4 separate regions of the Homo sapiens genome follow, and all the other regions are linked to region 1. A link is a contact called in ENCODE Hi-C or POLR2A ChIA-PET data. All regions are on one chromosome and are shown on one strand. The core of a region is the stretch at or near the end of the contact, and the rest is flanking DNA. Distances in the headings are between cores, read along the strand shown.

Region 1 (7,769 bases), core at 1,556-4,055:
GCCTTTAGTCTTATTCTACTCTTCAATTCACTGCAGCCAGAATGACTTTTTTAAAATGCAAATCTGATCATTCCAGTCCCCTGCTTTAAAATCCTTCAATAATTTAATAAATATTATAATCATCATCACAGCTAGTCACACTGTGGAAGCTCAGAGGTTCAATGAGAAATTTAGTTACATCCTTTCTGTAGGTTCAACATAAAAGAATCATCAGGAATTTTTTTCAACTCACAAAATTATTTAAACATACATATAACATCAGACACATTTAAAAGAAAAGCATGTAACATTGTTGGTAAAAGCAAAACACCAAAAATAACCTCCAGTCCACAAAAATGGAATACTATCCAGCCAGTAAATGAGGCACTTCCATATGTATTGTTAAGAAATGACCTCTAGGATGTAGTATTAAGTAAAAAAAACAGGCTATGTATAGAATGTAAAGTATGCAACCATTTGTGTACAGTGTCTTAAAAATATAAATGTGTAGGTTTATATATTGGAAATATCACAGAAAGGATACACATGAAGCTGGAAATAGTGGTTGCCTCTAAAGAGGAAAAATGGGTGGCTGGAGAGTGAAGGCGGAACAGAAATTTTTACTACATTACTCTTCCGAAACTTTTGGCTTTTACGTCTAGTTATTATCTATAATTTTAATGTGATTTTCTCCTGTTACTTTAACATTTTTTACTGTGTGTGTGTGTATGACTACAAAGACCTCTTTATATTTCATCTTTATACCAATATTAAAATTACGTACTGATCATTTGATGCAACATTACATTTCTTTCTTGACAACTCAGGAGCTCAACTTCTACAAACATTTTATTCAACATTTTACTGCTATTGAGAAGGCTGTTGTTGGTAATGACCTCAGTGAACACTGCATGATTTCTGTACTTGCTTCTTGGAGAAGCAAGACAGCAGCACCAGGCAACAGAAGTTTATTATTAAACCGACATCGAAGCATTCAGGGATTAAGGAATGCTACAAATCTTATTTTTCTAGCAAATCCAAAAAACAGTGAATCCAAAAAAAGTCCCCTAGTATCCTTTAAAAATAAAAATAAGAAACAGTTCTAGTATCTGCAGCAATCGACAAGGAGGTGAAGTAATACTACAAGACGACATAGTTATATCCACTAGTGCAACGTGATTTAATCCTTACAGAGGTCCCTAAAACATCAGTGCTGGACAACCTCACACGTTCTACACAGAACAGACAAGACGAGGTGCAGGCTCTGTGACCTTATAATGGCACACACACAACTGGCCTCATGCTTCCATAACTTCACTCTGCCTCCCACTTTTTTCAGCCCAACCCCTCCAAACATGGGTCTCGGTCGGTCCCCTTAAGCCACAATGGAGGGAATACATTAGGCTAAGCAAATATTCCCTCAGGATTTCATGGCAAAGCCCTTTCAACCAAAGAAAGGATCGCGACTAAGGAGAAAGATAACAAGGTTTGCTTGAGGAGAGGTCTGTTGAGAGAGGCTACAGTCGGTGGTGGGAGAGAAGCCAAAGTCTGTGACGGTGTCTAGAGGGACTGACACCACATCTACCGGGAGTAAGAACACCATGACAGCGGCTATCTGAAAGCCGTGATGGCTAGGGTTAGTGCTAGTCGGCTTGGTGATGAGCGAGCTGGGAGGGGTTCTACTAAGAAGAGTAGGGCGAGGGGCACATGGGGGACGCAATGGGTTAGGGGGCGGTCGAGACTTTGCCTGAGAACTGTAATCACGTCAGCCCAAGGGAGGATGTAACGTAGTCTAGAAGCTCCATTAAGAGTCCTAAGGGACTCTGAGGGGTACTAATGGGGTCTGCTGGGTTGGGGGGACCGTGACAGAATCTCCGGGGAGGCTGGAGGGCCGGAATGGTGCCCGGCCAATGGAAGATACAGGGGGTGGGGTCTACTGGGGATCCGGGGCCGTGATCTGGTGTTTGGGAGGCTCGGCGCAGACCCGCTCGCGGGGCGTCTCCGCTGGGACGGGGCGGGGCGGCCCGACCGGAGCCAAATAGCGAGGCTGAGACGTGGGCCAGGACGGGCTGCAGGGCCGCTGGGCGCTTGGGCGGGTCTTACCTCGGGCTCCGCCGCGGTGGCCACCGCAGCCCCCTCCTCTTCGACGGAAGCTGCCTTCCACCCTCCGCCCCAGGGTAGGACCGGAGATGGCAGAAGAGGCCGAGGCCACCGAGGGTCGGACGGTTCCGGGAGGGTGGGCCCAGCAGCCTCAGGGTCCGGGCGAGCGGCCGCGGCGCATCCCCCGCCCTGTCAGAGAGACTCCGCCCGGCCTGAGCAGGCACATCCCCCGCCGCACCCCGCCCAGAGAGCACGCGTTGGACCGCCGCCTCAACCGCTGCCAGCGGCCGCCTCTGCCGGTGCAACTACTGCCTCCGCCGCCGCCTCTCGCAGTCCGGGCTGTCCTGTACTCTCTCAACAGACACAGCCAACCGCCGCCGCGTCCCTTATCCGCTTCGGTCGCGCGCCCCCGACCCCGCGCACGCGGCCCCGCCCCGCGCGACTCCCCGGCTGCAGGCGAGCAGGCGCGCGCGCACTTACCTCCCACGCCCCCTACTGCCAGCACGGGTCGGCCCCGCCCTGTCCCGCCCCCGCACGTGACGCCACTGGAGAGTACAGCGTGCGCTTGCGCAGACACGCCCCCTTTCCTACGCCCCAGGCGGCCCCGCCCAAATTTTTTCTTCTTCACCTTACGGCAGAGCAGGGAACTCAGCTTTAGATTCTCCCTGTACTGGAAAGGGATGTCGCAAGGTTGGGGACGAAACCTCTGAGTTTGCGACCGTAGCTGTCGCTTTCCGGCCAACACAGAGGTGCCTGAAGGCTGGTTGGGGTGGTGAGGCCCGAGGCAGGTAAGAAGCCTCCTCCCCACTTCGGTTTGTCTCGGCAGTGGATCGCTCTCCCACCCACTCAGATTCTGGCGTATCCGTGCTCCCTCCCGATTCTGGACCTGGATTCTCAGCGCCGCCGGTCATAGCCCCCGCCCCTTTTCAAACACGCACGCTCTCTCCACCCACTGCCCCCTCCATTGTCCCCGCCCCGACCTCCGTTTCCATTCATTTCTCAGACTTTTCACTGAGTGGTTTCCATGCCTTGGGTTCCAGAATGTCAGAGGCGAATTAAGTGGTGTCAGCTTTTTGAAGTGCTTTTGTATAGGAGACCGTGAGAGAATCCGCAGTGGTAGTACAATAAAGTGACAATAGAGAAAAATGCACGGGATGCTGTCTGCGCACAGAAGAGGGGTCCCAGGTTGTGTAGGAGGATAACGTGAGGAAGCCCTTTCCAGGGTGACTTTTGGGTCACTTTTAGAGGACTGTGTTAAAAGACTAGTAATCCAGTACCTGGTCAAAGAAATACGAAAGGAGGTAAAAGCAGAATAACGGGCGCAAGAGCATGTGACAGTGGTGGTCTGAAAGAGAAAAAAGAAGTAAAATAAACCTGATGGAAACCGTACTAGTGTAGACTTCCCTTTAAAGAAGCATCGTTATAAAGTTAGAGAAATGAGGAACGAGAATATGGCCCTCAGGAATGTTTTCTGTTTAGGTAGAAGACTCAAAAGCGTACCATGAAACCGAGAAGTGGCCTCTTCGAGGGTGAGGGAGGCTAATTTATAAGATCAAGATCACTAGTGGAACGCAACCTTGTATGTGCATTTGAATCACCTGGGAAACTTTTTGTTAAATAAAACCAATACTGTTGCCCCACTCTAGACCAATTAAATTCTGGGTTGTGCCAGGTGTCATTACTGTTTTAAAGCTCCACAGGTGACTCTAATGCTAAAGATTGAGACTCACTAAACTAGAGAGAAGGAAGTTGAGACAGTTGGCTCTGTAACATTAAGATGGAGGTCATTTAGCCGGGCGCGGTGGCTCACGCCTGTAATCCCAGCACTTTGGGAGGCCGAGGCGGGTGGATCACGAGGTCAAGAGATCGAGACCATCCAGGCCAACATGGTGAAACCTCGTCTCTACTAAATATACAAAAAATTAGCCGGGCGTGGTAGCAGGCGCCTGTAGTCCCAGCTACTCGGGAGGCCAAGGCAGGAGAATGGCATGAACCCGGAAGGCGGAGCTTGCAGTGAGCCAAGATCGCGCCACTGCACTCCAGCCTGGGTGACAGAGCGAGACTCCGTCCCCGCCCCCAGAAAAAAAAGATGGAGGTCATTTAACTACAGAGAGGCTTGGAGATGGAATGAGAAACTTGAGCGGCGTTATGTTTGGAATAACTGGTCTGGGAAATGGGAGAAGGAGCCACTCTTGCCTTTCTCTTCAGCACTGTTCATTCCTCAGTGTTTATCAGGTCCAAATTAGTTACTTGTCTCTTTGCTCTCCCGTTCCCTTCCGTCCAGGATTGGTCAGCTGTTGTCTCCAGCCTTAAAGCTCAAAGGCCATCCCCACTTCTGTCCCCAAAATGATCAGAGCTAAGCCAATTTATGAGATGCAGAGACCAACATCCAGAGCTAAGCCAATTTATGAGATGCAAAGACCAACATCCACTCTCATAGAGATTACTACATACAGTGCCTTGCCAATTTAGAATCTTTTTCTATTATTTATCATTTAAGTTAGTAATGAGATATAAAGATATTTAAAATACAGCTCAATTAGGATGGAAAATTACCGTATTAGGGAAAGCAGGCCTTTAAACAAAGAATTCACTTGGCAGGCAGAGAAGCTGTATGAGGTAAAGACCAAGACAGTGTATGGCTGCTATCTATTAACTAGGGTTAATCCAAAAACCTGTCTATCAGACCCAGATAAGAACGAGTTATTGTTGTCTAGTATGGCTAGAGCATAGTATGGAGAGTAGAGGTGGGACAGAGATGAAGATGATAAAGTGGGTGTGAACAGATTATGAGGAGCCTTGAATTCCATGGTGAAGAGTTTAGATTATATTACTAGAAGTAATTAATAAGTACAAAAAAGGTTCTTAACCTCTTTTACCCAGTGGACCTTGTTGGCAGTCCACCTTATAGATTCAGTCTCAGAAAAATGTTCTTAAATATATAAAATAGAATACGTAGTAATATAAAGGAAACTAATTTTGTTAAGTTTTTAAAATATTAAAACAAATGTGTGATATATATGCACTTTATGCATTAAATAAAATCTGGCAGCAGGTCTAATTATATAATTTCTAAGTAGTGATGACTATAAATTATATTTTGAAATGCCTGCAGCAACTTTAATGTGATGTGAAAATATCAGATTTCTATTGGTAAAAAAGAGAGTGCTAATATTGTAGTTTGTGGTCCACACTTATTGAAGAAATGCTAAATTTCAGCTACTGATTATTGAAAACAAAGATGCAATTGTTTTCCCAGTCTAAGTTCACAGAACCCTGATATTCTAGCCACATCCTGGTCTATGGATCCTAAGTTTTAAAATATCTCAGTATAATGGTTTTAAGCAAGAGCATGACATCAAATCTGTGTTTCAGAAAAATGATGAAGCAGTGTTCACTTCCCAACCTCTCTGCTGGGATGAGAGGCTGGCTCTGGGGCAGCAACCAGTACTATCCCACTGTTTCCTAATAACCAGGGCCTGCAGAGGGACTGAGCTTGTGGGTGTATATGTCTGTGAGAGTAATACCAGAAAATAAATCAGGAAAGGTAGATTGGGGCTATTTTTGTGGAAATCATTGAATGCCAGGCTGTAATTTGTAGTTACTTTGGTAGACAATGGAGGGTTGTTAAAATTTTTTGGAGTAGAATAATGTGATTAGAGTTCTGTTTGAAAATCTAGAATAATGTGCAGGTTAGATTATCAAAAGAGAAGATAGGAATGAAGAGACTAGAACAATAAGTTAATTAATTTTTGAAAAATGGAATCTTGGGCCAGGTGCAGTGGCTCAGGCCTGTAATCCCAGCACTTGGGGAGGCTGAGGCAGGAGGATCACTTGAGCCCAGGAGTTCAAGACCAGCCTGGGCAACAAAGTGAGACCGTGTCTCTCCAAAAAAAAAAAAAGAAAATTAGCCAGACATAGTGGTGCCTGCCTGTGGTCCCATCTACACGGGAGACTGAAGCAGGAGGATTACATGAGCCCAGGAGGTCGAGGCTGCAGTGTTCATGCCACTGCACTCCAGCCTGAGTGACAGAGAGCCTGTCTCCAAAAAAAATCTTGAGGTGATCTCTAGAGTCTGCTAAATTCCTTTATTTCCACAATGTGCTGACCAGTCTAGAGTAACATACATTGGAATAAATGGCATACCTGTCAACAGGAATATATACCCCAGTGTGGGAGTCAGTTAACTTTATGTGGTCAAGAGGCTAGCCCAGTCTTTTGTATTATAAATGATATTGTTAGTACTTCTAATAAAGCAATGGCCTTACCATAAGTTCACAGATCTTGCCAAGGCCTTCCTCAGTCAAACTCCATCTATACCTGTGAGTCCTACATTTCTGACTTTTAAAAGTCAGAACCTGTCTATACCTGTGAGTCCTACATTTCTGTCTTTTAAAAGTCAGAACTCCTCTCTTTTTGCCAATTCCTTAAACTTCTTGGATGGGAAAGAAGTTTAGTTTAAACACATTAGCAAAAGAATGGGAGGTCCTCAAGGCCCAGGCAACCCATCTCCTTTGAAACTGATCAATACCGGACTATAAAAACTTACTGCTCAAATCCAGCTAGTACCCAAAGTATGTACTGTCTATATACCTGTCTATACCTGTGAGTCCTACATTTCTGACTTTTAAAAGTCAGAACTCCTCTCTTTTTGCCAATTCCTTAAACTTCTTGGATGGGAAAGAAGTTTAGTTTAAACACATTAGCAAAAGAATGTGAAGTCCTCAAGGCCCAGGCAACCCATCTCCTTTGAAACTGATCAATACCGGACTATAGAAACTTACTGCTCAAATCCAGCTAGTACCCAAAGTATGTACTTTTTAAATGTATTCTAAAAAATTGAATTTGGGGTTTAGGTATTACTGATCCAAATGAGTCCTATAAAATTAACTTCCAGAACTAGGTTCTCAGAGAGGCCACCATTACCACCTTCTTCAACATAACTAGCCTATATTGACTTTCTGTCCATCAAATAATTGGAGGCCATTTGGGTGGTGATAGGAAGAATTAAGTTTATGCAGAACTTGAGGTTCAGCTATCTGACACCTTTTGCGGGAGGAGGAGGAGTGGGTCTATCTGAAATCAGAAATAATACTTTTATGAGGCTTTTTAATAATTTTTATTACTTACAGAAAATTTCTGAAAGTTCCTTTCTCTGGCTCCCAATTAAATGGCTTACTCCACAATCAACTTATAAAAGCACTGGATCATTGTCTTGATCCCAAAAAATTTGTCCCAACTATAGTTACTATTTTGAGCATCTGTATTATTGTTTGAAAACCTTAGGCTTGCTTTCCCTGATGGCCAATGAATAAAACTCTCAAAGTCGTGTGATTCATTACTCATTAATTCATTAGATATTTATTGAACCTCTACTATGTGCCAGGCACATTTTTGAAACCCACTAATGAGCAATTTGTAATGACAATTTACCTCTTAACTATCTATGAAAAAAATAACTTGCCAGGATTTGAAATCCTTAGAACAAATGAGATTAAAAGATCATAGCTTTTTTGTGTTCTTTCAAATAGTGTGTTTGCATAGAGCTGCCATGTGCTGACCACAGTGATTATCTGTGAAATGAGGTAAATCATGGCTTTAACCACTCCTTATCAGACTTTGTTACCACATGTACTAAAATAAAGTTCTGTCTACACCTTTATAAAATATTATCTTACACAGACGTCTTA
Region 2 (7,769 bases), core at 1,480-3,979, 3.0 Mb before region 1:
GTGAAGACAGAGCTTGGACATGTGGGCTAGTGCGTTCATGGAGTGGAGGGTACCTGGCACTGTAGGGCTGAAGGGGCCATGGGAAGCAAAGGGTAAAGGCTGCTCCATGTGGGGAGCAGTTCTCTCTGACCTGCCTTGTTCCAGCAAGGAGCTCTGAGAAGTCTCAGAATTCTCAATTCAAACTGGGTCTTCCAAGTTGTTATGAAAGTACATTTGTCAAGGTGAAAGGATATAATGCTTTTAGTACTCCATTTGTTAGCTTTTTAACTTTCACATATTTAGACATTTGGTATGTGGGTCTCCATGTGTAGCCTTCTCATGGTCCCTACAAATATTAAAATTGGTCCCGGCTCCCCATTTAATATGGAATCCAAGTCAAATCGGCTTGGCCTGATTTTTAAGGCCTTTTACTATTTGATTTTTCTCTAATCTTACCTCCCGCTACTCTCTGCAGGAATCTTCTATCTGTCAAACCTGTCGACCTACAGCCCAGGCTCAGCCCACATCCTTTTCTCTGTGCTCAGGTTCACATTATTTTTCTCCTCTGAAAGGCCTCCGTTTCTGCCTTGGATTTATATGGCCAACGTAGTGTTTCATTATGACCCAGCTCAAGCCTCACAGCCATGTCTCCTCCTCTGGACTCTTCTAACAGCTTTTGTCTCAGCCACTTATTGGCACTCAAAGTGTGCAACTGTGTGTGGCCATTTTTCATATTATGCACAAGGTGTGGCTATAAGATAAGGAGACATAAATATGCAAGTTTTCAAACCAGGACAAGGGACAGGGAAAAAAAAAAAAAAAAGAAGAGTTGCCAAAGAATCAGGAGAATGTAGTTAGGCAGCTACTAAGGGAAGAGATGTCAGCATTGTCAATAAGCTGAGAGAGGTCATGAGAAAGATACCCCAAAATAGACCATTATTCTAGAAGGTAAGAGGTCTTTTGTAACCATTGAAAGAATAGCAGATTGTGTGAGCAAAAGCAACGCTGTAGTGGGAAAAATAAGAGATGAGAAAGTGGAGACAACAAGTATACTTTTATTTATTTATTTAGAGACAGGGCCTCAATCTGTGGCCCAGGCTGGAGTGCAGTGGCTTGGTCACAGTACACTGCAGCCTCAACCTCCCACACTCAAGCGATCATCCCATCTCAGCACCCCGCCTCCCCCACCGCGAATAGCTGGGACTATAGGTGTGTGCCACCACACCCGGCTAGTTTTTTATTTTTTGCATATAGGGGAGCCTTATTATGTTCCCAGACTGGTTTCAAACTCCTGGCCTCAAGCAATCCTCCCACCTTGGCATCCCAAGGTGCTGGGATTACAGGCATGAGCCACAGTGCTCAGCAGCAAATATAATGTTTCCCAAGAAGTGTGATTCCTAGGAGAAAGGAGAAGGTAGTTTGGGTGGAAGAGATTGGGTGGCTTTGTTCTGTTCAAAGGATGGGCGAGACTATGTTTGTGGGAGAAAGATTTAGGTTAGAGGAAGAAATTAATAATGGGGAAAGAAAGAATAGCTGAATAAAATCTGGGAATGGCTGGGATCCAGGGCACAGGTGCAAGATTTAACCTTGAGGAGAAAGGGCACTTCTTGCTGTGGGTGAGGGAGTGAAGAGGGTAAGATGAATGAAGGTACAGGATAGGCATAATAATGAAGAGCCTGGATTTAAGGGTGAAGCCACTGGCTCACATTATAGAGGAAAGGCTAGGAAAGCCGAATTTTCTGGGGCCAGGTCCAGATTTAATATATTTAAGTATAACAGTCTTAATTCATTCCTTTCACCTTATTCAGTGCCCTGGGTGTGCCAAATACTACTGGGCACTGGGGTCTACAAAGGTACGACTTTTCATGTAATGTTGGAATTTGTTATGTTGGTAACTCGAGATTTGCATATATTTAACAGTCTTAATTCATTCCTTTCACATTATTCAGTGCCCTGGGTGTGCCAAATACTACTGGGCACTGGGGTCTATAAAGGTACGACTTTTCATTAATTTTGGAATTTGTTATGTTGGTAACTCGAGATTTGCTTTTCATTCTTCTGGAAGGCTGTATGTAGAAATAAATACAGTCATCAGACGAGTTCTTTGTCAGACCAGATGTCCTGGGTTGGGGTTTGGAAAACATGGGCATCTTAACAATGGTGCCCTGTTTGAGGTGGAGAGGGAGGAGAGGCCCAAATCGGGGAAAGGAATTAAATGGAGGTTTAGACGCGGGTAACCGGAGTGGGTGGGCCTTCAACCTGGAAGATGGGAATCCCCAGCGCACTTCGGGCAGCGCTGTAACCAAGGGTAACCGCACCTCGGTTTACACCGGTGTGAAGACCAGCCTCTTCCCCAAACCAGGTGTATCTACGGCGGCCTAGCAGGACCACACACAAGCCAAGCACGTCACGTCATTCGAGCTACCTTACCGCGAAAGTCCACTGCCTCCTACTACTTCTGGTCACTACTACCTTTGCTCACAGTTTATTAAGGAGGAGCGGAGAAGAAGAGGGGCGGAGAAGGGGCGGGGAGAATCACCTTTCCTTTTTTACAATTGGTCGTAGTAGACTCCGAGTCCTGCCGCCCGTCCTGCAGCCGACAGGCTGCCAGGACTGTCACTCGAGGAGCTGCCGCTACCGCCCCCCGCCGTGGCCCCGCCCCTTGCCGTGGCTGGGATCTCGCGGGAAGAGCTGCGGGCACGGCGGTGGCTCGGTCTCCCGGCTGCGCGCGGAGCGGGAGGGCTCTCCTCACACAAGCGCTTCCTTGCCGAGAGGCTGGAGCTGCGGCACCGCAGGCCTGAGCCACCCCTTCTCTGCTGTCTCCTTCTCTTCCTCAGGGCTCCCGTGTCTGCTCGCCCTCCGACGCTGCTCAGGTTAGAAAGCCCGGAGCGCGTCTCCGCTGAGGAGCGGTCGGGGAGCGGGGACACGGAGCAGCCGGAGCAGGCGGGCTCCTGACGGGGGCGGCTCTGGGGGCTGCGCGGCGCTGCCTGGTGGGCGCGAGGCTTGGCGGGGTTTGGGAGTCCGGGGGGCGAGGAGGCGGTGCAGTGGGATCCGGGCGCGGGCGCCCAAGGGCGGTGTAGCGGGTGCCGGAGCTCCCGAGGTGAGGGGGCAATGTATTAGGGATCCTGGGGGCTCTTCCGGCTTGGGGTAGGGGTGGGTGGCGGCACACGGGGTCCTAGGTCTTTGACGTCGAGGGAGATTTATCAGGGTCTTGAGCTTCTTGGAGGTGGTGTAGCGGGGTTCCGGGACAAGGGGTCTTTTTACCCGGGTCCCGAGCTCTTTGGGGCAGAGAATGCAGTTTAGCAAGGTTTACACCGGTGTAAACCTTGTCTCTGGAGGCAGATCATCGGGGTCTTGGGGGTTCTTTGAGCGGGCGTGGGCGTCCGTTTCGCATTGCTGGGATGAAGAAGCAGTGTGTCCGGGTTCTGGGGAGAGGGGTCTGTTCATCGGTGTCTCCGGGTGAGAGAGCGATGTATCCGTTCCGCTGGGGCCGGGGCCGCCTTGGGGGGTTGTTGGGGGCTGAGGGTGTGTAGCGGCGACCAGCGTCTGGCCGGGGTTTCTGCTTTGCCCGGAGCGGGGCGGTAACTTGGCATGGTCTCCAGTCTTTTGGGGGCGACGGGGCGAGTTAGCTGGCCCCCGGGCAGTCTCTCGGGGTGGGCGCGGCTCCGCAGGCGCTGGGTCCGCTGAGGGCGGGAGAGGGCTTTGGTGCTACCGCGCAGGCTGGGCAGCATCCTGAAACGTTTTTGTTCAGGTCTCCTTCTCTCTGGATGAGATTTACTCAATGCTTAGTTGGAGGATTGATCGGTGTTGTTGCCTAGTTGAAGAAGCAGTGCGTTTGTTCTGCAGTTTTCTTTTCTCTGCCCCGGGATCCCTGTGGGGGCGCGCTGGTCTCGCTGGAGCTCCGGGAGCTAGAGTGGCAGCACCTTAGGTGGGCGTTTGGTCTGCAGGTTCTTTAGGAGGCCGGTGTCCGCAGGTTGAGCGTGGATACAGCTCCTGAGCAACTGGAATCTGTTGAGGGTGGGGAAGACTGATTTTGGCTTGCTTTCCTAGGTGGTGGTCTGCTTTGCTCATCCTGCATGATTAGATCTGTTCTGAAGTCTTGCCTGAGTGAATGTTAGGCAGAGTCGGATAGTGCAGGGAAGCGTGTTCTGTCTGGCTTCTTTCTGTCCTTTGAAAAGCATTTGTAGAGAGGGATAACGTCAAATTCAGCCTCCAGAAAACAATGGAATTTGAAATCCCAAAGCTAGAACTCTGCAAAAACGTTTTCTGTGACCTGTAAGGATGGTTAATCGAGCTTTTTTAGAGAATTCTGCTTAACAGTTTCATTGTATTGTAAAAGTGTATTTAGCCTTGGATATTACAGAGGTTTTGGTAACTAGCGTAGGCGTAGGTGGGATTTAAATAAAATGACTTGTATGTATGTGTATTGGTTAAAAAAAAAAACAGCGTATAGGTGAGAAAGCCTATGTGTTTGCCTGACATTTCTTTTGGTTAGTTACTCTATCACAGAGGCCTGTATATGAAAGTTAATGTGGCAGGCAGTGAAGTCCGTACTCAGAGCTGTTCTGTAAATATGTAATCTGGGGTTAACAGACAAATTTGAGTATACCAAAGCAAATAATTTTGCCTGCCTTAGTCTTTTTCTTCGTGTCAGTTTTTTTTTTTTCTTGTTTTTTGGTTTGTTTCTTTTGAAACAGGGACTTATTCCGCCTTCCAGGCTAGGTTGTAGCATCGCTACCATGGCTCACTGCAGCCTCGACCTCCAAAGCTCAAGCAGCCCTCCCAGTTCAGCTTCCCATCCCCACCCCCAGTAGAGGAGCTGGAACTACATGCATGTGCCACCACGCCTCACTAATTTTATTTATTTATTTATTCAATTAATTAAAGACAAGGTCTTGCGCTGTTGCCCAGTCTGGTCTTGAACTCCTGGCCTCAAGTGATCCTTCAGCCTCAGCTTCCCAAAGTACTGGGATTTAGAGGCGTGAGTCACCATGCCAGGCCTCTTAGATACAATTTTTTTTAAAAGATGTCATTTTTTCTGATCTTAGAACCAGACAGATTAGGGATAATGTACTTAATTTTGGAATTTTACATCATTTTGAAAAACAAAGGAATCCCGCACAGCAATATTTAAGACTTTGAAGGGTTTAAAATAAGTTTTGTTGTTGTTGTTATTCAGACCAAAATACCTGGTTGACATTTACAGCTATCACAACTGATTGCTTGAGCAGATATTTGGTTGGAATGACAGCCCCCAAACCTGTAAGCAGATCTTATTTTTCCTTTTTTTGAGAGAAAGACAAAGAACAAATTAAGCAGGTTTCAGAAACTTTTTTTTTTCTAAAAAGCAGCTTTCATCATTTCTAAGTAAGGCATAGACTGATAAGTCAACACATATTTGATTATCTGCTAGGTGTCACAGCGCTGGATGTACACTGATTAAAGCTGTCATGTGACTTTCCCCTTTAAGTCCAGAGAGAGGAAGAAAACAAATAAATACAGTTAAAAATTGTGATACTGCTAAGGAAGAAATACACAAGGTACTTAAGATTCAGCTCTCTTTTTTTAGTAACCCCTGAATGATGATACGATTGATGTGTGTTGTGATAATAAGAAACCAAGCAAAATAGTTAACTGCCTTCTGAATTAGTAAAGAAAGATTAAATTACAATCAGTAGAGTTTTAGGTGTTAAATGTATGTTGACTCTTTGTAGATGATTGTGCTACGTAAGCATACAAAAGCCTATAAGGATACACATCAGACTTAACCATGTTTGGATTCTTCAGGAGGGAGTTGCAGAGGCATAGAAGAGAGCGGTTTAATTTTATAGTTTTATATTACTTGAATCTATTTCAATGAGCAGACATTACTTTTAAGTACAAGTTAGAGAAACCCTAAAATTAAAACATTTCAGTCACTATGCAAATGGTGAAATGTACAGTATTTATAAGGCTTTTGTCAGTATTGCCAGTTGTACCCGTGTATACTAATGAAGGAAAAGGGTATTTCAAGTATCTGAAAATTATAAGGGTGTGCAGGGTGGGGTGGGTAGCACAACAAAATAAGAAAAGACACAGACCTAAGTAAAATGTTAAAACATGTTAAGTTTGTTGGATATTTAATTATGTAAAGATAAATTAATTTTAGGACTTTCTTTTATCAAATTTAATTGTTTCCTGAGTTTGCAAAAGGAAGTTTTTAGATTTCCTAGAGGAGAATAGGGTGGGGGAATAGGTATTCTTATTGTGGTACAGACTTCAGGAAATTTCTTTTTGTCAAACATATACACATCTGATAGATATATTTTGCTTGTGAAGCATACGAACCATACAAATAATTTTATAGTTTCATTATTACACTGCTGAAAATGACAGTACCAAAGTGTCTTTTGAATTATCATTCAGAGTTCTAGAATCATAAATATGATATACTAAAGCAGTTTCTAGAAAGGAAATCATAAGACATGAATTCCAGTCTTCACTGTGCTACTCATGGTGTGTCCTTGGATAATTCCTTAATCTTTCAGGGCCCCAGTTTTCATATATACATATATGAATTATACTTACATACATTTTATATATAATATATACTTTTGCTTTAATATATACATATATGACATGTGTATGTTGTTATATACATATGCCATATATGTATATAATATGTATAATATATAAAATATGTGTATAAAAAGATACATATACACACACTTAGAGTTTTTGTGTTGCAAGTCTGAAGTATTGTATGTACAAAAAGGAAGAGATACCTTAAGAGTAGCTAGTTCTCAAGAAACAACTAGTTCCATGTAATTTTTACATATTATACCTAATTTTAGAAGCCTCTTCTTTTTAAAGGTACATGGCAAGTATTTAATTCCAGAATATAGATTCATGAAGGTGAGTGATTTTCTTTAGATAATTTAGCTTTATCTGTTAAAGCATTATTATTTTTAGTTCCAATCCCTGGTTCTGTAGTAGATTATCTATATAATAATATGTCCTTACTTAACTCTGGATATAGAATGAGGTCTCTAGTGGTTGCCTCCAGACTTGATCCCCTTTAATCCATCCTTACATTACTGCCAAGGTGATTTTTCTGAAGTGCAAATCTATTCATTGCTTCTTTTCTTGTTTCTTTTCTCTTTTCTTTCTCTTTCTTTCTTAGAAATGTTACTGAGATTTATTTATTTATCTTTCAACTTTTCTTTTAAGTTCAGGGGCACATGTGCAGAATGGGCAGGTTTGTGACACAGGTAAACATGTGCCATAGTGATTTACTGCACAGATCATCCCATCACCCAGGTATAAAGCCCAGCATCCACTAGCTATTCTTCTCTTCCTGATGCTGTCTCTCCCTGCCCTTCTTTCTTAAAGCCCATACTTTATCAGCCCAACTCTCTATCGTTACAAGGCCTTTCATCATCTGACTAATCTTATGCATTTCCCCCACCATAAATCTAAAGCTGCACTTGTACTAATACGAGCAGTTTACTGAATGAGCCATACTGTTTCCTGACTCAGAGCCTTCACATATGTTCTCTCCACTATTTAGGATGTCTTTCCTTCTCTTGTCTTGCTGGCAAAGTCTACTGATTTTTTAAGATACAACGTAAGCACTGTCTGCTTTTTTTTTTTTTTTTTTTTTAGCTCTTTTTTAGTTACCATTTTTTCTTTTTTTTCTTTCTTTACTGTCTGCTTTTTAAGTCTTCTGGTCTTCCCTCTTCCCAACCCTAGGTGTTATATACTCACTGTATCATGTTCATTCATTCTCTTGTGTTTACTAATGTGTTGTA
Region 3 (7,769 bases), core at 3,356-5,855, 2.7 Mb before region 1:
AATTTCTTAAGGTTTTATAAACAAATGCTGCTATTTATTAGCTGCAAGAATGCACTTTAGAACTATTTGACAATTCAGACTTTCAAAATAAAGATGTAAATGACTGGCCAATAATAACCATTTTAGGAAGGTGTTTTGAATTCTGTATGTATATATTCACTTTCTGACATTTAGATATGCCAAAAGAATTAAAATCAAAAGCACTAAGAAATACATAGTTGTGTGATGGCTGTTCATTCAACACGTCCTCCCAGCACCTGGCACAGTGCCCTGCATTTACCTGGCACTCATTGTTTGCGGGATGAATTAAAAGAAAGCTCTAAAAAATACAAGATAATATGATGTTAAACGGACAATGCCTTTTTTTATGTGACAACCATAATTATCTACATATTAAGTATGACTTCTAGACATTTAAACAAAAAGCATAGTTTGGGGACAACATAAATTAGAAAAAATACTGTCGAAACCATGGTGAAATATCCCATTGCATGGGTGAACACACATTTTACTTGGATTTAATTTGGATTTCTTTTGAGGCTGAGCTTTTTTTTTTTTTGAGATGAGTTTCGCTCTTGTTGCCTAGGCTGGAGTGCAATGGCACGATTTTGGCTCACCGCAAACTCTGTCTCCTGGGTTCAGGCAATTCCTCTGCCTTAGCCTCCGAGTAGCTGGGATTACAGGCATGCGCCACTACGCCCAGCTAATTTTGTATTTTTAGTAGAGATGGTTTCTTAATGTTGGTCAGACTGGTTTTGAACTCCCAACCTCAGCCACCTGCCTCGGCCTCCCATAGTGCTGGGATTACAGGTGTGAGCCACTGTGCCCGGCCACTTTTTTTTTTTTTTAACTAAAATGATAGTTTAATCTTTTGTTATTAATAATAAAAGTGTGATATCAGTCCTTGCCAAAAGCCAACTCAAAAGTTAAGGGAGAAGACAAAATGCACTAGTCACTCACAGTATAGTAGTAAACAATGTCATATATGTGTGTGTGTGTGTGTTTTTGAGGGGAGGGATGGATTTTCACTCTTGCCCAGGCTTGAGTGCAATGGCGCAATCTCGGCTCACCGCAACCTCCGCCTCCTGGGTTCAAGCGATTCTCCTGCCTCAGCCTCCCCAGTAGCTGGGATTAAAAGCATGAGCCACCAGGCCCAGCTAATTTTGTATTTTTAGTAGAGACGGGGTTTCTCCATGTTGGTCAGGCTGGTCTTGAACTCCTCAGGTGATCCGCCCTCCTCAGCTTCCCAAAGTACTGGGATTACAGGCGTGAGCCACTGCACCTGGCCTATATGTGTGTTTTTAGAACGCTTCAGGACACTAAAGGTTAAATTGCTATTGCAGTAGATACAGAATTTATTTCTTGATTTTCTTCTTAAAGTTTTTTTTTTAGAAACAGGGTCTTGCTCTGTTGCCCAGGCTGAAATGCAGTGGTGCAATCATGGCTCACTATAACCTCAAACTCCTGGATTCATGTGATCCTCCTGCCTCAGCCTCCCAAGAAGCTGGGACTACAGGTGCTCACCACCATGCCCAGCTAATTAAATTTTTAAAAATATTTTTGTAGAGCTGGTGTCTTGCTATGTTGCCTAGGCTGGCTTTTTTCTTTCTTTTTTGAGATGGGGTCTCATTCTGTCACCCAAAATGGAGTGCAATGACATGATCACAGCTCACTGTAGTCTCAACCTCCCAGGCTCAAGCAATCCTCTCACCTCAGCCTCTTGAGTAGCTGCAACTACAGGCAAATGCCAGCACACCTGGCTAATTTTTTATTTTTTGTAGAGATGGGGCCTTGCTCTGTGGCCTTGTCTGGTCTCAAACTCCTGGCCTCAAGCAATCCTCCCGACTTGGCCTCCCAAAGTGCTAGAATTACAGGCATGAGCCACAGCACCCAGCCTGCTTTTTAAATTATTATTTAAAATAATAGAGACAGCCCGGGCATGGTGGCTCACAACTGTAATCCCAGTACTTTGAGAGGCTGAAACAGGATGGCTTGAGGTCAGGAGTTCAAGACCAGCCTGAGCAACATGGTGAAATCCCATCCCTACAAAAAGTTTAAAAATTAGCCAGGTGTGGTGGCACGCACCTGTAGTCCCACCTACTGGGGAGGCTGAGGTGGGAGGATTGCCTGAGCCTGGGAGGCAGTGGTTGCAGGGAGGCAGTGGTTGCAGTGAGTTGTGATGGCACCACTGTGCCCCAGCCTGGGCAATGGAGTGAGACCCTGTCTCAAAAACAAACAAACAAAAAATTAATAGAGACTGGGTCTCACTATGTTGCCCCAGGCTGGTCTTGAACTCCTGGGCTCAAGCGATCCTCCCGCCTTGGCCTCCCAAAAGTGTTTGGATTACAGGCATGAGCCACCATGACCTGCCCCAGCCCACTTAAAAAAAAAAAATTTAGCCGGGCACAGTGGTTCACCCCTGTAATCCCAGCACTTTGGGAGGCCAAGGTGGGTGAATCACCTGAGGTTAGGAGTTCGAGACCAGCCTGGCCAACATGGTGAAACCCTGTTTCTACTAAAAATACAAAAAATTAGCTGGGCATGGTGGCACACGCCTATAATCTCAGTTACTCTGGAGGCTGTGGCAGGAGAATCGCTTGAACCTGGGAGGTGGAAGTTGCAGTGAGCCGAGATCGTGCCATTGCACTCCAGCCTGGGGAACAAGAGTGAAACTCCGTCTCAGAAAAAAAAAATTTTTTTTAATGGCTTATTGCATAGTATTTTCAAAATATTAATAGGAAATTTTTACTACGATAGGAGAATATGGGGCAGTGGAATTTGTCTGAAGTAACTGTTGAATCCACTAAGTCCTTCATCAACACAAAAGGAAATGCATGAGTACTGATGTTTTGCTTAACTACTTCTCTTGAATAGCTGTGGTTAGTGCTTACTGTTTGATACCCTGTAAAAAGTATTATCTATAATATATAGATGGAGAAGAAGATTATTTCCTCAATGACCACAAAGTGCCACTTGTCAACCAGATCAGTTTTGTTTTTTTGAGAGGGAGTTTTGCTCTTGTTGCCCAAGCCGGAGTGCAATGGCACAATCTCAGCGCAATGCAACCTCCGCCTCCTGGGTTCAAGCGATTCTCCTGCTTCAGCCGCCCTAGTAGCTGGGATTACAGGTGCCCGCCACCACGCCCAGCTAAATTTTTTGTATTTTTAATAGAGACAAGGTTTCACTATGTTGGCCAGGCTGGTCTCGAACTGCTGACCTCAGGCTATCCACCCGCCTCAGCCTCCCAAAGGGTTGGGATTGCAGGCGTGAGCCACCGCACCCGGCAGATCAGTTTTTTATGTACACTGCTGGACAAACAGTATTTTGGACTGACTCATTGTAGCTTTGGAAATGTTTGGATTTTTTAATAGCTTTAACCTTTCTTGACCAAAATTCCACTATAATGGCTGCTTAGATTTGGATGAAAACTCAACAGCTTTATTTTTTAAAAGTTTGATAGCTTTATAAATGCTTTTTTAAAAAATTCCGGATGTGAAAATATTTATGTTTGTAGTTAAGATTGACCCAAGTGGGACTCTAGATCGGTGGATTCCAACAGAAATGTTTCTTCAGAGATGATTATTAAATAATGGGATGGACTAAACAAAGAAGGTGCCCCCCCCCCACCAAAAAAAAAGATATATATACATAGAACTAACTTTCCGGTAAACTAAGCAAATTCCACGAGGAATGCAAAGATGACCATTTTTGAAGGTAGGAATTTAAATTGGGTTTAGATAACAAATAACGGGTTGTAGACAGCTTACCCATAATCCCTCCTTCCCCCAAGCACTAGGCAGTGAAGTTAGACTTCTGGATTCCACCTCCACGCTCACCGCGCGGCACTATGCAATCTTCGGTTAGTTACCAGGTCTAAGTTAGGCTTCTGGATTCCAACTCCACGCTCCACCGCGCGGAACTATGCAATCTTGAGTTAGCTACCGGGTCTAAGTTAGGCTTCTAGATTCCAAATCCACGCTCCACTGCGCGGTAACTACATAATCTTGGGCTAGTTTACCAGCTCTAAGACTTAATTTTGCCATATGCAAGATGGAGATAACATCCAACTCCTGGTGTGTGAGGATTACGTGAATCCTTGCAGAATGTGGCTCAGTGCCTGGGACATAGTAAGCGCTCTACGGCTTCTGCTAGCATAACGCTGTTAGTTTCTCTCATCCTCCTACATCTACCTATCTCAACCAAGGTCCTGCGCTAAGCAGGGGCCTCCAAGCTGGGACGCAGCCCTTACTCTCAGGGTCAGCGCCGGCTGGGAAGGCCGCGACCTAACCAGGAGATTACGAACAATGTCACCAGGGCCACAGCGGAGCTCCTGCCAAGTCAAGCAACTCATGGAACCAACGGAGGCGAAGTCCGAATACCTAGGCAACCCTAACCTAAAAGTGTTTTTAACGTTCTCAGGTCCTATAATTTACCCAAATAAAGTGGGACCGTATTTGCAGGCGCTGAGAAACTTTCTCAACAGTAAGAACCAATCAGGCGCAGTGCGCAGGCGCCTTCAGTGGGTCCTGGGTCCGCCTCTTCCGCCCGGTGCGGGCGCCGATTGGTCCGCGTGGACACATAAGAGGCTGCGTATAGGCGCGAGAGCCCCTTTCCTCAGCTGCCGCCAAGGTGCTCGGTCCTTCCGAGGAAGCTAAGGCTGCGTTGGGGTGAGGCCCTCACTTCATCCGGCGACTAGCACCGCGTCCGGCAGCGCCAGCCCTACACTCGCCCGCGCCATGGCCTCTGTCTCCGAGCTCGCCTGCATCTACTCGGCCCTCATTCTGCACGACGATGAGGTGACAGTCACGGTGAGTGCGGGCGCGGGCCGGCGGCCGGGCTGCCTGTGGGCGGTGACTTTCGGCTCTCCATGCGGTTCCCGGCTCCAGGCCGTTCGACTGAGCACTTCCGGCCGGGGCCAGGCCGCGAACACAGGCCGCATAGGGCGGGCGCTCCTCGGGGCTGGGGCCTCTCTCCGGGCAGGTCCTGGGCCCCCGGGACCACGTGCGGGCCCAGCGGGCATGGAGTGCGCTTGAGGCTGGGCGCTCCGGCTCCAAGAGCCTTCGTGTAGAAAAGCTCTTCCGCAGTGCTTGGGCACCCTGACCCGTGCCTCGTCTCTCTCAGGGACACTTACTCGGACCTCTTTCGGTGTAATTGCCTTGAATTCCCCCGGTCGTGGAGGAAGGCGCCCGAGCTCGGCTCCACCTCCCAGGTCTTGTAACTTAAAAATAGCCGCGTGACTCAGGCAAGTCCCAGCCCGTGAAACAGCAGTGATGGGCTCGCCTCATTGCAGGGCGCCTGGCACACATCTCTTTTGCTTGTGATAGAATATTTGAGCTGGTTAAACATGTTATGTACACTTATTGAGTGACGTGCAGCATTTTGGAGATATTACATACGCTACGTTTTGATGGATTGACGTTTTTATTTGTTGTAGGAGGATAAGATCAATGCCCTCATTAAAGCAGCCGGTGTAAATGTTGAGCCTTTTTGGCCTGGCTTGTTTGCAAAGGTAAGGTGATGGTGGCAAAGTGATTGTGGTAAGGCCTGCTGATTTACGAGGGCAGTTGTACATGCTAAAGTACCCCCAGCGGTGCCATAACGCCCCACATGCCGCTGGATCTCCTAGGTGTTTTTCGTTGCATGTATATCTCTAGGAGCTAATAAGATTTCAGCTTGTCAAGTCTTACGTTTCCTTATCAGACTCTGGTTTCCCTTTTGCTCTGAAACCATGGTTAAAAAAAATGTGAATCAGGTCATTTATTCCCAAAAAGGGTCACTCGGGAGATAGGTACTACGCATGTTAAGTTGCAAGCAAATTCTTTTTCTTTTTCTTTTTTTTTTCTTGAGACGGAGTCACCCAGGCTGGAGTGCAGTGGTGCGATCTCAGCTCACTGCAAGCTCCGCCTCCCGGGTTCACGCCATTATCCTGCCTCAGCCTCCCGAGCAGCTGGGACTACAGGCGTGCGCCACCATGCCTGGCTAATTTTTGTGTGTGTGTTTAGTAGTGACGGGGTTTCACCATGTTAGCCAGGATGGTCTCGATCTCCTGACCTCGTGATCCCCCCGCCTCTGCCTCCCAAAGTGCTGAGATTACAGGCTTGAGCCACCGCTCCCGGCCCGCAAGCAAATTCTTTCAGTAAATTCTTGCATTAAACCTATGGTTTGATGGACATTTGGGTTTAGCGGACTTCATTGACACAGTAGGTACTGTGTGTTGGGATATAAAAGACTAATAAAGAGGTTCCTGGTCATGGAGCTTGCACTGGCTATTTTCCATTGTACAGGTTACTTAATCTCTGTCAAGTGAAGCTAATAGCATCTAACTCCAGGGTTGTGACCTCTAAAGAGTTTTGAAAGATTGAAAACATTGTACCTATGTCATATTTAACAAGCCCCTTTTGAAGTCCTATATTTGTTTAGTAGACTGAAAATTTGAATTCACTGTTAAGAGGAGACATGGAACTGTGGAAAGAATATTCATTTGAGTGTTTCAGGAAGTTTGGATTTTTTTTTTACCAACATATTATTTGTAAAAGGAGGGAAATCAGCTGCCTCAGGAGGTTCTTAACATATAGGAATGTAATTATCAGATTCAAAGCTGAACAGTAGTGCGTTGCCCTGTAACCTAAGTCTTGGCTGTTAGCAAAGAAAAGCCAGTGTCTGGGGTATTGGTTCCAGGACCTTCCACTAATAACAAAATCCCAGGATGTTCCATCTCTTATATAAATGTATTTGCATATAACCTATGCACATCCTCCTGTATACTTTAGAAGTCTACATGTTTGGTACACATGCTTATTTTTCCACTGTTGAATCCATGGATGTGGAACTCACTGTATATAGTGTTAGGGGTTGATCACTGTAACCTGGAATGGGGGATACTTTTCGTTTTTGGCTGCGTGAGTGCTTAACAAGGACAGAACTGGGCGTTTACCTATGCATGCACATGTATTGCAGGCCCTGGCCAACGTCAACATTGGGAGCCTCATCTGCAATGTAGGGGCCGGTGGACCTGCTCCAGCAGCTGGTGCTGCACCAGCAGGAGGTCCTGCCCCCTCCACTGCTGCTGCTCCAGGTAGGAAACATGGAGTTTTTAGTATTGGGAGGAGTGTAGAGATTTTTTAAAAAATAGTATTATAGACAAAATTGCCATTAATTTTTCACAAGTATATGAAGTATGGAAATCCTAACACCTGATTGACTTTTTTTTTCTAGCTGAGGAGAAGAAAGTGGAAGCAAAGAAAGAAGAATCCGAGGAGTCTGATGATGACATGGGCTTTGGTCTTTTTGACTAAACCTCTTTTATAACATGTTCAATAAAAAGCTGAACTTTACTGCTGTTGGTCTTGTCCATAGTTTTGGAATGTGCTCTGCAAAAATGGTCTGTTTTGTAATGTTGGCTTTCAGCCTATTCTGCCATGACACAGGCTGGATTTTCCCTGCCACCATTGCCGGATGTGAGATTTAGACAATCCTGATGCTAACAAGAAGGCACCTCATGGTACAGTGTTGAAAACTGCACTGGGGTGGCAGGAGGAAGGATCAGAGCAGATGCTTTGTCCAGGTTACCTGTGTAAACTTGATGATTATAAGGTGTGTCCCCTACACTGGGGGTGGAGGGTAATACAGACCAGCTTTAGAAAGCCTCCTGGGTATTTACCCTATACAACCCTGCCTAAGAACGAACTTTGACGTATGCTGAATGTTGACTGCTACATCCCAAGGTTGTAAAAAAACAAGACTTAGCTATGTAATGTCTCACCAAATGT
Region 4 (7,769 bases), core at 3,677-6,176, 2.0 Mb before region 1:
GTGGCACCCTGCATACACCCCAAGGTCCTTGAAACACCTGGGCCCCCAGTTCCATTTCAAGCATTCTTCCGGGACCTGGCCCCTTCCAGTTGCAGAACCTGTCTCTATTCTATTTTTCCAAGGAGAAATATCTTTACGTATAAAGCCCTGTCTATTATTTCTGTGTGTCAAGAAGTAAAAACATGGTAGCCTTCATGTGCCTTCCTAAGGGACTAACTAATCCCTCAGGAAGCCACAAGCTGGCTTCCCACACATTGCTCAATAAACTCAGGCCCCTTTCTGGCTTCCCTTCACCCAACACTGGGGGCTCCCTCCAGGAGGGGAAAGGAAACTACAGATCCCAAAGGCTCTATAGGAAGCCACCCGAGTGGGTAGGAATCTGCCCACTTTCCAGGGTCACCTGCCCTTCTCACCTGCCCTGGGTCCTGCCTCCTTAAAGAGCAAAATTGAAACCTTGTAAACGACTGTTAATTTAGAGCAGAAAATCCATTCAAGTCACGGTCACCAAAGGCTAGAATGAGTCAACAGCCTTCTGAGATTTCATGAACACCAATTGTTAAAAAGAACAACCGGCCTGCCTGCTCCATTTATACGTGCCAAGTCAACTCTAAACGTTGGCCAAGCCAAATTATAGGCAGCCTTTCCTCAGAACACAAATACACAAACAGGCCTCTCCCACAGCCCAGCCTAGCACTGGGACTAGTTACTGATATGCACTGAGATAAAGGGTGTTTGTATTTGCTCGGTTTGAGGTATACTGTTATTAGAAGAGTGACAATACCAGGTAGTTTACATATCCATCAAACGACACCACACTAGCTAAACTGGTTTGACTTCAGGATTTCAAAGCTGAGCTCAACCCCCAGCCATCTCGAAAGTCCTGGCTAGGCTGCCCCTGGGCAAGTTACTTCACCCAGGAGCTTCAGCTTCCTTCTCTGTAAAATGGGAACTCGGCTGCCTTCAAATCAAGACAGGGATGAGAAAGCCACCTTGTCAATGCAAGGCACTGAAGTTGTATTTCATTCTGGCTTCATATTTTTAAGCAGTTAGTGGCTTCGTTCCCTTAAATTTCGACAGCTCAGCCTGGCTTTTAAGGTTCTTGAAGTTTAATCTTATCAAGGCAGAACATCACATTTCTGCAAAAAGAAAAAAAAAAGGAGAAAGAAAAAAAAAATCCTCCTGCATTTCCTCTTGAGAATTTTACATTAAAACAGATAAAAGCAGCCAGCCACCTCTGGGCTTTCAGGAGTTTGTAAAGCAGATCCTGGAGGTACAACTTTCCCTTTGGTCCTTTATCCTCCACCGAGATCCAAGACCAGGACTAATTTCACAAGCTCAAATGCTAAAAGCTCAACATGTCTAAAAAAAAATCAGCAAAGCCTCAGACCTTGCATTTCAAGGACTGGATCCATTCACTCTTCAAGGAGAAGGGGGAGGAATCGAAGAAGCAGGCTCACTTTCAAACAAGAGAGAACATAAGAAGTCCACATATATAAGTTTTTAAAAAATGAAATATATTTTTAAAAGAGAAAAGCACTTACCTGCTTGTGCATTTCAATGTTCAAGCCATAGGACATCTCATAGTACTAAAAGTAAAAAGAATGGCTATTAACAGACAACACAGAAATCTGGTCATTTTTCAAAATCAGTTTTTTCTTGGAAAGGTTTTGGCCAAATCATACTTTTACGATACATTTGCTAAAGAAGTTTAAATCAAACCCCAAAGCCAGCTTACAGAGCGGTTTAAGAGCTGACAAGGGCGAGCGTTCCTCTCATCTCAACAGAACGTTATATTATGTGGTAGTAAGGGGAGCTGGGCCTTCCCTCCCACAAGCACCACATGTGCCCTATATCCTGTTTATACAAGGTTCAGGTTCAACAGGGAATCGTGTGTACACTGGGACCCTCTTGTCCTCTGAGAGTTATTTAGCACTGTGTCGAAGGCCTCTTATGTGGAAAGCAGTGCAGGGAGCCGTGCCCTCTCACAAATGAAGATTAAAACTTGCTGGGCAAAAGGAAGACAGTCTGCCTACTGCCCCAGCGTGGAGAAGATACCCAGCTGGGGGATCCCTGAGGAGGGGAGTGGAGGCAGAGAGAGCTTTACAAGGCCTCTCCACTCCTCACAACACCCTGGGGAAGGAGGGCTTCTGTCCTACTCTGGCTAGATCCCAGCTGCAAAGCAGAAAAGTTTCCAAACACTCCCAGGAGGTCACTAAGAGAGATTTTTACCAACCCTAATTTCACATGGGCTGGTCCAATCCTATCTTACTAGCCAAGATAGGGCAATGGCAATCAGCCCCTGGGAAACTTTCAAAACACAAATTAAAGGCACATAAAGATAGTACAGAAGTCTCCGGCCTGGAATCGGGGTTTCTCTTTCTGCCCCTCCCCTCACTCACCCTCCTCCAAGTGGCCCCGGCAATGGAAGCTGGGGAAGGGGAGGGCAAGACCAGATTATGCCCTCTCTCAGGGCCGCCCTGCGGCTGGGCGGTGGTGGGGACCTGGCGCTCATCTCCCCAGATCCACGCCGCGCCCCCGGCCGGGGTCGGCGCCCCAACCGCCCCCCAGGCCCGCGGCCGCATCTCACCATCACATAATGGCGCTGCATCTCCGTCTTCTCGTTTGCCAGCTTGTCGTACTCCACTTTGAGGCTGCGAGGGCAGGAGGAGCCGGCTCAGGCGTGGCGCCTGGACAGCCTCCTCTGAGGCCCCGACCCAAGGGCCTCTAGAGCCACTTTTCCACTTTCCTGACACCCCCCCGGGGGCGCCCCCATTATCCCACAGCCTGGGGACGCGGGGGGATTTGGGTCCCCGCCGTGGGGAGGGGGATGTGAAACAATTCGAAACTTCCCGCGAGCCAAAGGACTTATCACGGCAGCAGGGGAGTAGGACCCTGACGCTGGCTCCCGACACCCAGAACCCGGAGTGAACCCGCTCGCCGCGACCTAGACCCTCATTCGGGGACCCCACGGGCGGCGCTGGGAGCCGGGCTGCTGCGGGCAGTAAAGGGTTAAGGCGGCGCGCTCGGAAAGGGGAAACAAAAGGCGGAGGCCCGGGCTGCCCCGCCGCCCCTAGGTCGGGAGCCCCCTCCGTCCCCGCGGGGGATGGCAGGAGCCGCGCAGGGGACCCACCCCTCCCCGCCAGCCCCGGGGCGGCCCCCACCGGCCTTACCTGTGATACTGAGCTTGCAGGAACTGGAATTCGTCTTTGATCCTGTCACAAGACTCAGCCACCGTGAATTTAAATCCCGGCTGCCCGGGTTGATGGGGAGCCTGGAGCCCGCGAAGACAAGACAGGGGAGGGGGCGGGGGCATGAGACCGCGCTCAGAGCGGCCCCGGCCCCTCCCCAACGGCGCCCAACCAAAAGAGGCCACCCTCAGCCCAGAACCTTCCCAGCAAGTTTCTCAGCTCTCCGACGGGGCGGAGGGGGGGCGCCCCATCTCTCCCCGTCGGCAGCGGGGCTCCCATGCCTTTCACCAAGGGCCTCCCTCTCCCCAGTAAGGCGGGGGCGGGAGACAAGCCGGGTGAGTTGGGAGACTTCAGAGCGGGGCCGGGGACCGCGTGAACAGCTCCCCCTGGAACACAAGCAGCCCCCCGCGCCACTCGCGCGGAATTAACCTCCTCTCTCAACGGCGCCCCCCGGCCGCATCCCCCTTTGTGTGAGAGCACACACACAAACACACACACCATAAAGGTAGCAACAAGCAAAATGGAGGTGCCAGATAAACTGCCTCGTTTACCCTGCCATGATAGATGCTTAAATAAACCGAGTTGCAATTACTCACCGGATGTCTGCCCTGCGGATACATGGCAGGGAGGGGTCGTGATTCCGAGAGCGTGGAAGCGCCGAGAGCCCGGGCCGGGGAGGTGCGGGGGAGGGGGGAGCCGAGCCCGAGCGGGGGGCGGCCGGGAAACCGAGAGCTCGCCCCCGGCCCCCCCAGCTCGTTCTCGCAGCGAAATCCCAGAGTCGGGCGCCCGCCCCAAGTGGAGACAAAGAGCCGCGGAGCAGGCGGCAAAGTCGTCGGCGGGCGCCGGGGCCGGGCGGCGGGCGCGGGCTTTGTGCGCCTAGGGCTCGGCGGGCAGCGGCCGGCCGCCTTCCCTGGGCTGCGTCGAGCGCGTCAATGCCTGGGACTGCGCGGACATCGTCGGCTCCCCAGCAGGTCCGGCGCGGGGTCCCGAGGCCGGGGGCCCCTCCTGGGGCGAGCTCGGGCCCCCTCCGGGTCACTCAGCGGGTCGCGCCTGTAGGGGGGCGCGCCGGGGCAGCCCCAAGCATCCGGGGCGCGCGGGTCCGATCCTAGAGGCGTCCGGGCCTGGGGCTCGCGGCGAGAAGAGGAAGGAGGCGGGCTACGAGGTGGTGGCTTGGGGCCGCAGGAGCGCCGGAGGGTGAGGGCGGGAGCCCGGCGCGGGCGCTTCGACGCCCCCCCTCGGAGAGGAGAGCCTGCTGTTCCGTCTGCTACTGCCGCTGCCGCCGCCGCCGCCGCCGCTGCAAGCCCTTCCCAGGGCCGGGGAGGAACTCCGGGCTCAGTAGGTGCAAATCAAACGCCCTGGCATCCTAAGTCCAGCGGGCACGGGAAGCCTCCGCAAAGGGTTCTCGCTGCTCCCAGCTTGAGCACCGCGTCCCCACCGAGGAGCGCTCAGCGCCACCGCCGCTGCCGCGTCGGAGCGCACAGGCAGGAGAGCGCTGGAGGGGAGACGCAGCCCGAGACCGGGGAGCTCTACGGCTTCCTTCCTTCCCCTCGGCCCGGCTCTCCTCTCCGCGCCCCGGCAAACCCCCAAAACACACACACCCAACACACACACACGCGCGCACGCACACACACACACACCAAAAAAAAAAGTGCCCCGGACCTACGGATACCACACACAGACAGGCGAAGGGGACGAGCACGAGGTCTGAACTGCCGCGAGAGCAGTTCCAAATAGGGACTGAAAAGTAACAAAATAATGTGGCAGCTTCGTCCGGCGCTGGCCAATGGGAGCGCGGGGCCCCCACGTGGGGCTGCGGGACTCGGCCTACGACTGGGTGCCGCTGGGCGCGACGTCACAATGCCCTCTTGTGTCTAAAACTATGCATGAAAAGTAGCAATCAGGCCCTACCCGCTGGTGACTTTCGCATGGGAGTGAAAAACAGCGCTCCTCAGATCAGGAATTAACCGAAAGACATATAATAAATAGATATATATTATAGTCCTGGGCTGCTCGAGTTTTTTTCCTCCTTTTTTTTCCCACGGTCTACTAGCAAATAATTATTTAGCGGGAGGAGGAAAGAGGGAAGACAGAGGAATAACAACAAAAGAAAATAAGACAAGCTGTACAATCTTCAAAACCTGTGGCTGGTAGTAATGTATCAGTTTATTCTGCAGCGGCGGCGAACGATTCCTCCCTCTAATCTCATTAGGTCTGCAAAGCAGCCCAATTAGATACTATAAAACAAACAATCACTTTGTCACTTTAATGTTTTCACTTCAAAAGATTTAGGACTGATAAAACGGTGGCTCCTAAAGTTGCCTCCGACCTTTAAAAATTTGCTCGGAACTCAGGATGTCCCCTTTTCTTCACCCCTTCTTCTGCCCGCCTCCCCCACATTAGCCCCCAGCTCTCCTTTGTTCACTCGCCCTTCTTTTCAGAAAGCCAAATAAACAGCTCCTTTGATGTGCGGCGGCTGCCTGCGAGGAGAAGTCTGAGGGACTCTGGCTAGGCGGGCAGCGCAGATGGAAGGGCCCGGCTGCCCGTGGACAACAGGCTCAGCCACGGCTGGCCCCATTCGGGGCGCCTTCCCCGTGGGCACAACTTCACCCTCGACGCAGCCTCGCCGCGCGGGCTCCTCACTGCATCCCCAGGCTGAGGGGGTTGGGGATGGGGTCGGGACCCTGCTCGGCCGAGGCCCGGGAACTCCGAGTTCCCACCTGGTTTGCTCAGCCTGCTCCCGGCAGTGCCACGGCGTTGGCGGAAGCCTGTAGGTGTCTCGGTCGCTAGCCTGGACACTCCGAGGGACGCGGACGCTCCCCCGCTCGCTCGCCCCGGCCCCGGGCCCCCCGGACCCCCCGCTTGGTCGCACAGGCCACTCGACTCCGGGGCCAGCTTGCCCGCAAACCGATGGCCTCGCCCTCCCGCGCTCGGGGTTACGGCGGGGCAGACGAGCAAGCAGGGAGTGGACCTCAAAGCGCGCACCGCCCGGTGGACGGCCAAGGCGGGACCCCCGGGGCCCTCCCCGGCAAGTCCGCGAGCCCGCGCGCGAGCCGGCCGCGCGTCCCCGGATCTATATTTTCCCCTCATTAGGAGCCGGAGGTTCGCTTTTGCATCTTAATGAGGAGCTGAGAGCTAGCGGGCGCTCGGAGGCCGGAGCGCGGGGAGTTACACGTGAGCACCCGCCTCAGAACTGAACCTCCCCGCGCCCGCTCCGGCCGCCAGCCCCGAACCGCGCTCCCCTCTTCATTTATTTATTCTCCTAAATAAAAACATAAATCGTGTTTCGGCGCGCACCGAAGACGGGGGAGGGAGAAGCCCGGCTCGACAGATGCGAGCATCTGGCCGCAGCATTCATTAGAAACAAAATGGCTCCTCTTTGGCGCTTCCTTTCCCCCTCCCCCTTCTCTGCCCTCCCCCTTACGTCACGGGTGGGCGCACCCGCTTCTTACTCGCCCCGCCCATTTCTCGCTCCAGCCCCACGTGGGGGACGCCGACCACGCCTCCGAGCAAGGTGCGAGTCACCAATCACGGACCGCCGAAGGGGCTCTTCGTTGCTGATTGGCGGAGCTGCTGGGCCCTGTCAGTCCGCGGCCAGAGCTGTCAGTCAAAACCACGCGGGGTGGGGGAGCGCTGACAAATGCCGAGGCTTCTGAGCCTCCCGCTTGCAAATAGTGCTTGGAATGGCTGCTTAATTAGCTTTGAATGGCTTTTCCTTCCAGCTCAAACAATCTGTCACTACCATGTGGTATAAAGGAGCCATGCATAAAAAAGTAAGCAGAGGCTAAATATCAATTTGATTTTGTGTATCAAAGGAATATTTTATTTTTCTCCCTAGTAATGAAACGTATCAATTTAAATAATAAAAGGTAAAAACACACACACAAACAAAAAAAAAAAAAAAAAAAAAGAAGAAGGAAAAGAAAAGAGGAAAAAAAAGAAAGAAAAAGAAAACCCAAACTCTACGGTGTGGCGACTCCTGCGCACGCCTGAAACAGGTCACTTCCACAGCCCACGTTCTGGAGGAAGCCTGAAGACTTTCCCCTCCCCCCTTTAAACTTGCATTTAGTGTTTTGTTGTCGTCGTCCTCCAGAAGTCTAGAAGGAGTGGTGGAGGAGGGGTGGCCTGTGAAAGGGGACGTGGGGGCGGGGGAGGGGGCGAACTTTAAAGGGAGCTCTTTGAAGCTGCTACTCAAAGTAGAGGGGGTTTTAAGACCCCGTAAACTGGGGGTCCTACAGCAGGTCTCGATTTGGGAGCTGAGAGGAGAGGGGGATGAGAGCGGGTGTGCGTCTCGCTCGGATTTATTAAACACAATGCCTTCAAGATGCCAGGGACGCGGCGCCTCGCCGGGCCTCCCTCTCAGTCTCCCTCTGGACTGGCTCCGACGGCGCCCGCCAGCAGGCGGCCGAGAAGCCGCGGGGCCCCCAGGTCGGGTCTTCCGAAGATTGTGTACAGAAAAGGACAGCAGCTCTGTCTCTCGCCCGGGTGTCCCTCCTGCCCCGACGTCCACGCCCCCCGGTGACCACACGAGCCAGAGCGCTCCAGCAGGGCAGACCCACGTCGAGTTCACCTGTGAGCCCCAGC

What was found. Hi-C counts contacts between places; a loop is a spot of excess contacts on that map. ChIA-PET counts read pairs that join two places held with the same protein, here RNA polymerase II (POLR2A). Pooled maps may share reads with other maps.
Region 2: a loop to region 1 is called in a map of B cell, with 20 times the contacts of the local background. The contact joins the promoter of GLCE here to the promoter of SENP8 in region 1. A Hi-C loop is called at or near these places in 1 of 168 maps with a recorded cell type or tissue (B cell), 1 of 37 single-sample maps with no recorded cell type and 6 of 50 pooled maps.
Region 3: a map of B cell shows a loop between it and region 1 (28-fold over the local background). The contact joins the promoter of RPLP1 here to the promoter of SENP8 in region 1. A Hi-C loop is called at or near these places in 4 of 168 maps with a recorded cell type or tissue (B cell, CD14-positive monocyte, CD8-positive, alpha-beta T cell and 1 more), 4 of 37 single-sample maps with no recorded cell type and 16 of 50 pooled maps. POLR2A ChIA-PET finds 5 or more read pairs at or near these places in 3 of 52 experiments (SK-N-SH, T-cell and activated B cell).
Region 4: a map of naive thymus-derived CD4-positive, alpha-beta T cell shows a loop between it and region 1 (12-fold over the local background). The contact joins the promoter of TLE3 here to the promoter of SENP8 in region 1. A Hi-C loop is called at or near these places in 1 of 168 maps with a recorded cell type or tissue (naive thymus-derived CD4-positive, alpha-beta T cell), 1 of 37 single-sample maps with no recorded cell type and 9 of 50 pooled maps.

The regions. Positions count from the first base shown.
Region 1 is chr15:72,115,598-72,123,366 of GRCh38, forward strand. It overlaps SENP8 (SUMO peptidase family member, NEDD8 specific), which reads left to right and starts at 2,806. Exons shown (of 2, transcript NM_145204.4): 1 at 2,806-2,867. MYO9A (myosin IXA) reads right to left here and starts at 2,553. Exons shown (of 42, transcript NM_006901.4): 1 at 2,083-2,553. RefSeq lists an enhancer at 1,495-1,704 and a silencer at 1,905-2,674.
Region 2 is chr15:69,157,906-69,165,674 of GRCh38, forward strand. GLCE (glucuronic acid epimerase) reads left to right here and starts at 2,730. Exons shown (of 5, transcript NM_015554.3): 1 at 2,730-2,852. It also overlaps the pseudogene LOC100421574. RefSeq lists an enhancer at 2,392-2,892 and silencers at 2,590-2,799, 3,000-3,109.
Region 3 is chr15:69,448,213-69,455,981 of GRCh38, forward strand. It overlaps RPLP1 (ribosomal protein lateral stalk subunit P1), which reads left to right and starts at 4,606. Exons shown (of 4, transcript NM_001003.3): 1 at 4,606-4,808; 2 at 5,435-5,509; 3 at 6,958-7,075; 4 at 7,216-7,769. The coding sequence starts at 4,737. The coding sequence ends at 7,295. It overlaps KIF23 (kinesin family member 23), which reads left to right. Exons shown (of 24, transcript NM_001367805.3): 24 at 1-213. RefSeq lists enhancers at 4,312-4,361, 4,642-4,891, 5,042-5,151 and a silencer at 4,912-4,961.
Region 4 is chr15:70,092,991-70,100,759 of GRCh38, forward strand. It overlaps TLE3 (TLE family member 3, transcriptional corepressor), which reads right to left and starts at 4,927. Exons shown (of 20, transcript NM_001105192.3): 1 at 3,785-4,927; 2 at 3,171-3,271; 3 at 2,588-2,651; 4 at 1,542-1,586. The coding sequence starts at 3,808. RefSeq lists silencers at 2,916-3,345, 4,066-4,185, 4,196-4,365, 5,955-6,034, 6,105-6,254 and 1 more and enhancers at 5,185-6,159, 6,247-7,284.